Linked DNA regions of Homo sapiens: region 2 is linked to region 1. Evidence: chromatin loops called from intact Hi-C (ENCODE). Cell type or tissue: PC-3. All regions are shown on one strand.

Region 1 (4,000 bases):
TGCAGGACTCCTTAGAGAATTGAATATAGAAATAGACACTGTTAAACACCATGTGAGAGATGAACATGCATTTCTGAACATAGTTAACTTATGGTCCAGGGAAGATACTTTTGGAAATGTTGATGTAAATGAACAATTCAACACTAGGTGCTCTGATTCTTTTGACTACATTTTATTCTCTCTCTTGCTCCATAGCCACCTACACTCTTACTTTCACCCTGACAATCTGTTTTGCTGTCTTTGTCTTCTTTCTACCTCTCCCCTGAAACTCATCTCTTGGACAAAGGAAGCCCTCATTATTATTATTATTTCATAGACAGCAGCCAAGTTTAAAATCTGGACTTATGGGTAGGAATTTTGGAAAGGCTGTAATTTCTTTCTTAGTTGGTGAAAAGGGGCTTTTGCCATTATTCTTTCCCAGACTTCTTATAAGACTTACACCATCAAAATTGTCTCTCACAACATTCATACTCTTTGCAGCTTTTAAATCATAGAGAAGATGGAGACTGTCTGAGGAGCTTGGCCAGGCCAGCCTCTGGGATACCGTTTGACATCAGCTCCCTTTTTGGTGGTCATATGCATGTGATTTGTCCCCACATCCCCATCTGTGCTGACCTTCCTCCCACCACTTACTTACTGGGGCTCTCGGCCCTTGTTAACAAGAGTAGGAGCAGCCAAATAGTTAGGGATGATGTGATTTCCCCCTTCACTCTCAGATGGACGATAGATCACAGACTCGCTATCATCAGCATCCCTGGATCTCGTTTGGGAAACACTCCTTTTTATGACTTTAGACTACGTTTATGTCAATGAAAATCATCCCCAAGCTACAGGAATTTGACTCAATAGCTAATTTCTCTTAATTTGCCCACAGCTGTTTTACCTGTGTTGACAATTTTCCTAAAGAAAAATGTTACCCCTTGTGGAGTTAAAGCCTTTTTCAATTTTGCCAGCATGTCAGAAATAAATGGCGTGCTAGTGCAAAGTTGCTTTTCAGTGAACCATGATCTTGCCAAAGCTGCATGTCCTCCCACTACATCATGGCTGTGAAAGGGAACTTTTAAAGCAGGTGGTGCCTGAGGTTTAAGGCTGGCTGGAGACAAAAACAAATGGAGGAGGCAACTGTTTTGAAAAACTACAACTCCCGTGTGGAAGCCCCATTTGGGAATCAACGTTTTAACCTACAGTGGTTGAAATACTTAATTAGATTCAAAGTAGAAGCTGGCTGCCACAAGACACCATCTCACCATTCCTTTATGAGCCCTTTAAAGTTGTAACTCAAACTTTTGCAAGTCAGTTTTAAGGCAGATTTGTTGACACACTTGTGGATGGCCAAAGTCAGGCTGTTGGTTTGCTTATTCAAAAGAATGGAAATTGTCTCTATGTACACGGTAACAGGGCTGTGATTCATAATCACTGCCTCTCAATGTTATGCTTTATTTCTCTTCCAGAAATAGCAATACACTTTCTTTCTTTAGACATTCTAGGTGTTTTGGAATACATAGATTTGTTTACTTTTTTACTACTTCTAAGATTGCTGGTCTCATTAGTGGAATGAAGAAATTCAAGTTGAGTGTTATCCTTCCTTGCATCTCTAACTCCTGAGGCAGAGCTGGTTGGGCAAATGTCAGGAAGTGAATGAGTGAGTGATGATGGTAATGGGTGAAGTCGTGTTTATGGTCATATACAGGGCTGAGTACCAAAGGTCAACATTTCCTTTCAGTCAGTAATAGGCTCACTGCTGTTAGATAACAACTAATATTTTCAGGGGAAAAAAGTCAGCTTAGAAATGAAGATTTATCTTTCCCCACCCAATCCCAGAAAATGATTTTGTATTTATTTTGATCTAGGCCCATTGTTTTTGGCTGTGATTCAAGAAAAGTAGAACAACCCTCTTTCCAAGTGGGAATTTGGGGGCTGCTATCTTTCTCTATATTTTTAAATCCTCAAAATCAGTAGGGGTAATACTGCCCCCAGATGAATAAAAATTGGTTCTTAAGGGGTGTGTTTTAAAAATCCTTTTTATATATAAGTCACAGATATACATATATGTAGTACATAAACACTATATCTGTGATATTAGAATCATACGGGGGATTGATTAGGGAAGATGTCTAAAAAGGGTTCCTTGGCGGAGGGGTGGTAATGAGTAAAAGATTGAGAAACGCTGTTCTAAATGGTCACTTTTTTTATAACTTGCTATTTGTAACACTAAGCATAGTTTCAAAGTCCCTGATTCCATTTACTCATAAAGAGATCCCGTAGGTTGGACAGGGTAGAAATAACAGGTATATCAACTATTCCAATTATGTATTTGCTAATCTTTTTTTTCTTTTCTTTTCTTTTTTTTCTTTTGAGACAGTCCCAGCCTGGAGTGTGGCAGCACAACCTTGGCTCACTGCAACCTATGCCTCCTGGGTTCAAACGATTCTCCTGCCTCAGCCTCCCAAGTAGCTGGGACTACAGGCAAGTGCCACCACACCTGGCTAATTTTTTGTATTTTTAGTAGAGACGGGGTTTTATCTTGTTGACCAGGTTGGTCTCGAACTCCTGACCTCAAGAGATCTGCCTGCCTCAGCCTCCTGAAGTGTTGGGATTACAGGTGTGAGCTATGGCACCTGGCCTATTTGTCAATCTTAATGGCCAAAACGTAACTATGTTATTTCAAATAGCTTCAGTGTTGCTATTAATTTACAGATTTATATCATGCCTATGTTTACATTGGTATGTTAGCTACGTAAATATACTCCCATTACAATTAATAAAATTGATATAATCTTTTTGAGGAAGAAAGAATTTTTAAGAAAGAATGATCATTCATTTTAGACAATATTTGGCCCAACACAATAATAGATAGTTAATTTGTGATCAGTTAATAATTAAGTTCTCTTTATTATAAAAATGTCATGCTGACATATGTGATTAAAACTTCTTGGATAGAATCTATTGCTGCTGTTATTGCTGAGGTAAGAACTAAGGGAAATCTTCCCTTTCATGTGTAAAGAGTTATATCCCCTTTTAATCTGTGATATCAGCATTTGTCCAAAAGCAGTTCTGTTTTCCAAAGATGATCATCCAGGCTAGGCATTAGAAAAACAGAAAAATCTATTAAAAAGAAAACATAAATCTGAGCTGTGTATTTGAAATAAAGAAGCTAGCACTTTCCAAAGTAAATGAAACAGGGTTTATCTTATTTTTCTCAGAAAAGGAAGGTTTGAAGCTAACCCATTTATGATTTCAAAGTCATGAACGGATTGGTGAAATAGTGATGGATCCAGTGTATATTTTATAGTAGCATGGAATTTAAAAAATAGGAACTCCTACAATATTATTTCATCCAAAGCATAATAAATAGAGAGAGTAGGGTCATTGGAGTCGATGATTTAAACAAATACCGTAGCTCAAGAGGCACCTAACATTGTGTGGAAAAAGTTGAAAAATGGCATTCGTCTGCTGGTGTTTTAAACACACTCCTCCTTCACGATTAACATGAAGATAAACCAAGTGAGGCCAGCTTTGCATTTTTCTTTTGGGTCAAAGGAAGTCACTAAGATATAATTTCATGTCCTACTCTGAAAATTTGGGGCTTAGTGTTATCATGATTTAGGCCATGTTTTTCATGGATTATACTGAGAAAGAAAAGTTGCTACAGTGCTCAGACCATTTAATTCCTTAGGAAAGTAACGTGATAGTTTCTCATGCCTCACATGAAGTCCACGCTGGGGAAAGGTGACCTTCTGAGTGCAAACCCCGTCCTGAGGTGTGGGGTCTTAAGGTGCCCATACTATTCAGTTTGCGAGTAGGGAGAGTAGATGCTAAGTTAGTTGTTAAGTGAATAAATCAGACTGTGAACTTCTCTTGGACAGGAACTGTGATTTTCTTGATGTAAAGGGGCATCAAGAAGGAGGAGGAGCTGGGCACGGTGGCTCATGCCTGTAATCCCAGCACTTTGGGAGGCCGAGGTGGGCGGATCACGAGGTCTGGAGATCGAGACAATCCT
Region 2 (4,000 bases), 65 kb before region 1:
ACACCACTGTTCCAGAACACCTGGGGCTTCTTTACCTGAGTATTATGCTATTCTCATTAAGCACAAGAACATGCAACAATTACGTAGAAGTGTGCGTGTGGGGAAAATTGAACACATTTCACAAGGGAATGGTGAGGGAGTGGGTATACAAAGCCGGCTTTGAACCTGCAAACCCGGGCCAGCCAACATGTCACAGGTGAGAGCGTGTTAGTGAGAGGGTGATGACAGTTCTGGGACCGTTAATTCATGGATCCTCAGATACACTCGGGCAATTGTTCTGGGTTTCCGGGAGGTGCGAGGGCGTTCCTCCTCCAGGGCGCGTGCAGGCCACGCTGAGCAGCCCTGCTGAACGTCTCCCGGTGTGCCGTCTCTCTGTTTCTCTGTTCCCCTTTCCGTCTTCTCTCTTATGTTCCTACTTGTCCTTTCTTCTTGACTTCCTCCTTTGTTCCAATGTGATGATTATGGACGAGTTAGAAAGAGGTAGTAAAACAAAATGAAGATAGTCTATTCGAATATTTGGCCGCCACCACTATAGCATAATATAAAATGCAGAAAAACCAGTTGGCAACTTCTCGTTGATTTGTAGGCCGTATGACGCCCCAGGTGTCATCAGGGCAGGTGGAGAGTGTCTCCTGCATCGTGGAATAAGTATGAAGCTTTGGCTCTGGCAATGACCACAGGACGTGGCATAAAAATGAATTTTTTTGTGGGGTAGAAATCTTTCCTGTTTGTGCTAAGAGCATTTGTCCCTTGTTATACACATAACACATATACAACCTCCCCTACACCCAACACACACACAGCACATCCAAATCCAACACACCACACACACATACACATATGTACACATCCAAAACACATTGACACCACACAGACTCCACACACCACACACACTCAACCCCTCCCCACAAACTCTAAACCTCCACTATATCCCCAACACATGCACCACACCACACACAAACTCAACACACCAAACACACATACACATATAAACACACATACCCACACCCAACACACACACACCCAGCACATATACACACCACACACCCTCTACACACCACACACAAACCTCCAAATATACCCAACACACACACCAACCCAATGCATTACACACACATATACAAATATACACACACTCAGCACACACACCCAACACACGCTGACATCCCACACACTCCACAACAGACTGCACACACAACCCCCCCATATACACAACTAACACGTACACACACACCATACCACATGTATCCACCACACATGTACACATGTGCACACACACACCACACGTGTGTGCCCACTCACAGCCGGATGGGGAAAAGCAGGCACAGCCAGTCAGGGGTGAGCAGCTGAAGAACCCTGATGGGAGCAGGTAGCCTGGAGGGACGTGGGGTTAACTCTTTCCAAATAAGGAGCTTTCCAAACTGCCATTTCCGTATTCTAAGGCTTGACAGCTTTTGAAAGGATGAAAAGAGCGTGTATTTTCCAGAAATCCTTCATGTGACTATTTGCTTCATTTCAATGCCTCAGAACACCACCAACAAAAAACCCACTCACACCCTTGCTGGTGGTTGCTACAGTGCAATTGGCTGCAGGCTTTTGTTTAGAAGTTTGCAGCAGTCCGGGAAGGAGGTTTTCTTCCTCCCGGAGCTGAGAAGGCCTGTCTTCAGCACCAACGTGTCTTCTGGCCTTGCCAATAAAGAAGTAAGAAGCCACTGTGAAAAAACCATCATTCTCAACAATAGGCCAATAAACGGTTGGCAGAAATGCCATGCGCGCCCCTCCGAGGACGGGGCAGCGTGTTTGAAGAGTCACCATGGTAGTGATATTTTATGAGCATGAGTCACTTGTCTGTTTTTCAGGGAGCGCTTTGCTCGGCCCATCTCTTTTAGTACATTTCCATTTGGTGTGGTTTGGCTGCTGAGTGCAGTGTGGCAGCAAGTTACTTAAAAACATTTCACAAAAAGCCAGATTCCCCAGCGCTGGCATACCTGTGGACCACATAGATGGCTGTAATTGCAAACAGCTGCCCACCCACCCACGGAACAGTGAGAGGTCATTTTAAAACATGTTAAAAATAGCCTGCCCCAGGAGAAGCTGGTTCATTTGTTGATTCAAAAATATTTGCCACCAAGAAGCGTGTTCTGAACATATACTCCAGTTAACATTTCAGAGGTTCACTCAGGACTAGTCCAAGGTTAACTTTAGTCCAGTTGCTCTGTGTATCCATGAATTCAACTAACCATGGATGACAAATATTCAGAAAAAAAAACAATAAAAAATAACAACACAACAATAAAAACAACACAAATTAAAAGAATGCACTATAAAACCACTCATATAGCATTTACATTATATTAGGTGTTATAAGGACTTGAGATGATTTGAAGTATACAGGAGGATGTGTGTAGGTTATATGCAAATACCATTTTATATCAAGGACATGAGCATCCATGCATTTTGGTAGCCAAGGGGGGCCCTGGGACCAATCCCTGGTGGATACCATAATTAATAATGATGATGATGGTGATAGCACATATTTATGGAGCACTTCCTCTGTGTGTGGTGCCCTCTCGGCATTGTGCATGCACTAACAGCCCTCACACCCCATGAGCTGAGTACTGTCCTGCTTCACACCTGCATGGGAATTTCTGAGAGGTGCTAGGAAGGCTGTACAGTATAAAAATGTCTCCCTTCTCCATTTGACAAGTCGTGTTTGTTAGTTTAGAATTACCATAATAGTGTTCCTCAACTAGTCTTTAAGGTGCCCTGAAAATAGAAAGAAAGTAGGAGACAGAGGGAAAAAGGGAGGAAGGAAAGAATCAGGGAAGGAGGAAAAGAAGGAAAGAAGGAAGGAAAGAGGGAAGGGAGGAAAGGAGGGAGAGAGGAAAGAGGAAGGAGAGAAAGTTCTAAAGTCAACTCAGTTTTTAAGGACTGTTAAACAGGTTTGTTTCTGTGGGACTTCTCAGAGCCTTTATTGTGACTTGGAGAAGGTTGGCATATGCAGTGTTTCCCAGACTTGACTTCTGATCCATTATTTCTAGGGCTGGTCTTGATGATTCCATGTTAGAATTGTCCCTGTGGGTGTTACACAGTGCCCTCAAGAGGAAGGCCTCTTTTAAATGCATGTGACCCTAGGGAATTCTTCACACCTGTGAGGCAACTGGTTTCACTTACATTTTTTCTTCACAACGGTAGAGGTATGGGATACTTAGGTAAGATTGTCCCCCTCTTCTTGCAGTGTTTATGGAGCACCTACTCTCTGCTAGGGAACTTGGAGAAGATATACCTTAATAAGGTTTGTGCGTTTGTAGAGGTACTGAAAAAAATGGGCAGAGTTATGAAAAAAGAATAAAAGGGCATTCCTGAGTCTTAGCGGATTTTTGTAAACATGTGCAAACTAACCAACAATCTAATAAGCCATACAGTTTTGCCAACCTATAAAGGGTTGGTATCACCAAAGCATAAATACAAAAGCCCATATAAAGTATTTTAATTGATCAGTGCTAAAAATATCATTAGAGAAGTTATCTGACCTGTTATATTAAGTTGATAATAGTAATGACTAGGATGATAAATAAAAACAAATACATGGTAAACATAAATATATCATTTTATTTAATTTCCCAGTCACCTTCTGAGATAGGACAAGTAGTGAATTCATTTCACAAGTGACCTATCGCAAAGTTATTTACAAAAACCAGTTAGGATAGTTTATTTATAGTGTGTTAAAGAAGCATTGGGAAATCAGCTAACATAATTTGTACATCTGTGAGACTTAACAGCTTTTCCTAGACATTTGCTCAATGCCAGCACTGTCTTCTACAGGGCATGAGGCACATAAATAGAACCTAATGGGTGCAAGGGGCTGGCAGGGGGCTTTTGGCCCATTTTATTTGTTTGCTGACTTTACTGTACTCACATTAAAGATTACTGCTTTGACTGGTTCCTTAATTTTGAGATAACTGCATTAGATCTTAATTTAACTTTCTGCCTCAGTATA

The links. Hi-C counts contacts between places; a loop is a spot of excess contacts. Peaks named below come from ENCODE experiments on the same cell type or tissue, not always from the same donor. Only the 100,000 strongest peaks of a DNase experiment are listed, where the experiment ranks them.
Region 2: a loop joins it to region 1, with 5 times the contacts of the local background. A loop is called at or near these places in 1 of 110 quality-filtered maps.

Annotation. Positions count from the first base shown.
Region 1 is chr6:2,440,711-2,444,710 of GRCh38, forward strand. No RefSeq gene overlaps it. Among named protein-coding and RNA genes, the nearest start is that of LINC02521, 190 kb to the right of the region's middle. In PC-3, no CTCF peak of the experiment used is centred here; a DNase peak (open chromatin) is centred at 1,621; H3K27ac peaks cover 1,471 bases.
Region 2 is chr6:2,375,331-2,379,330 of GRCh38, forward strand. All of the region lies in intron 4 of GMDS-DT (GMDS divergent transcript), which reads left to right. Among named protein-coding and RNA genes, the nearest start is that of GMDS-DT, 130 kb to the left of the region's middle. In PC-3, no CTCF peak of the experiment used is centred here; a DNase peak (open chromatin) is centred at 1,831; H3K4me3 peaks cover 645 bases; H3K27ac peaks cover 2,010 bases.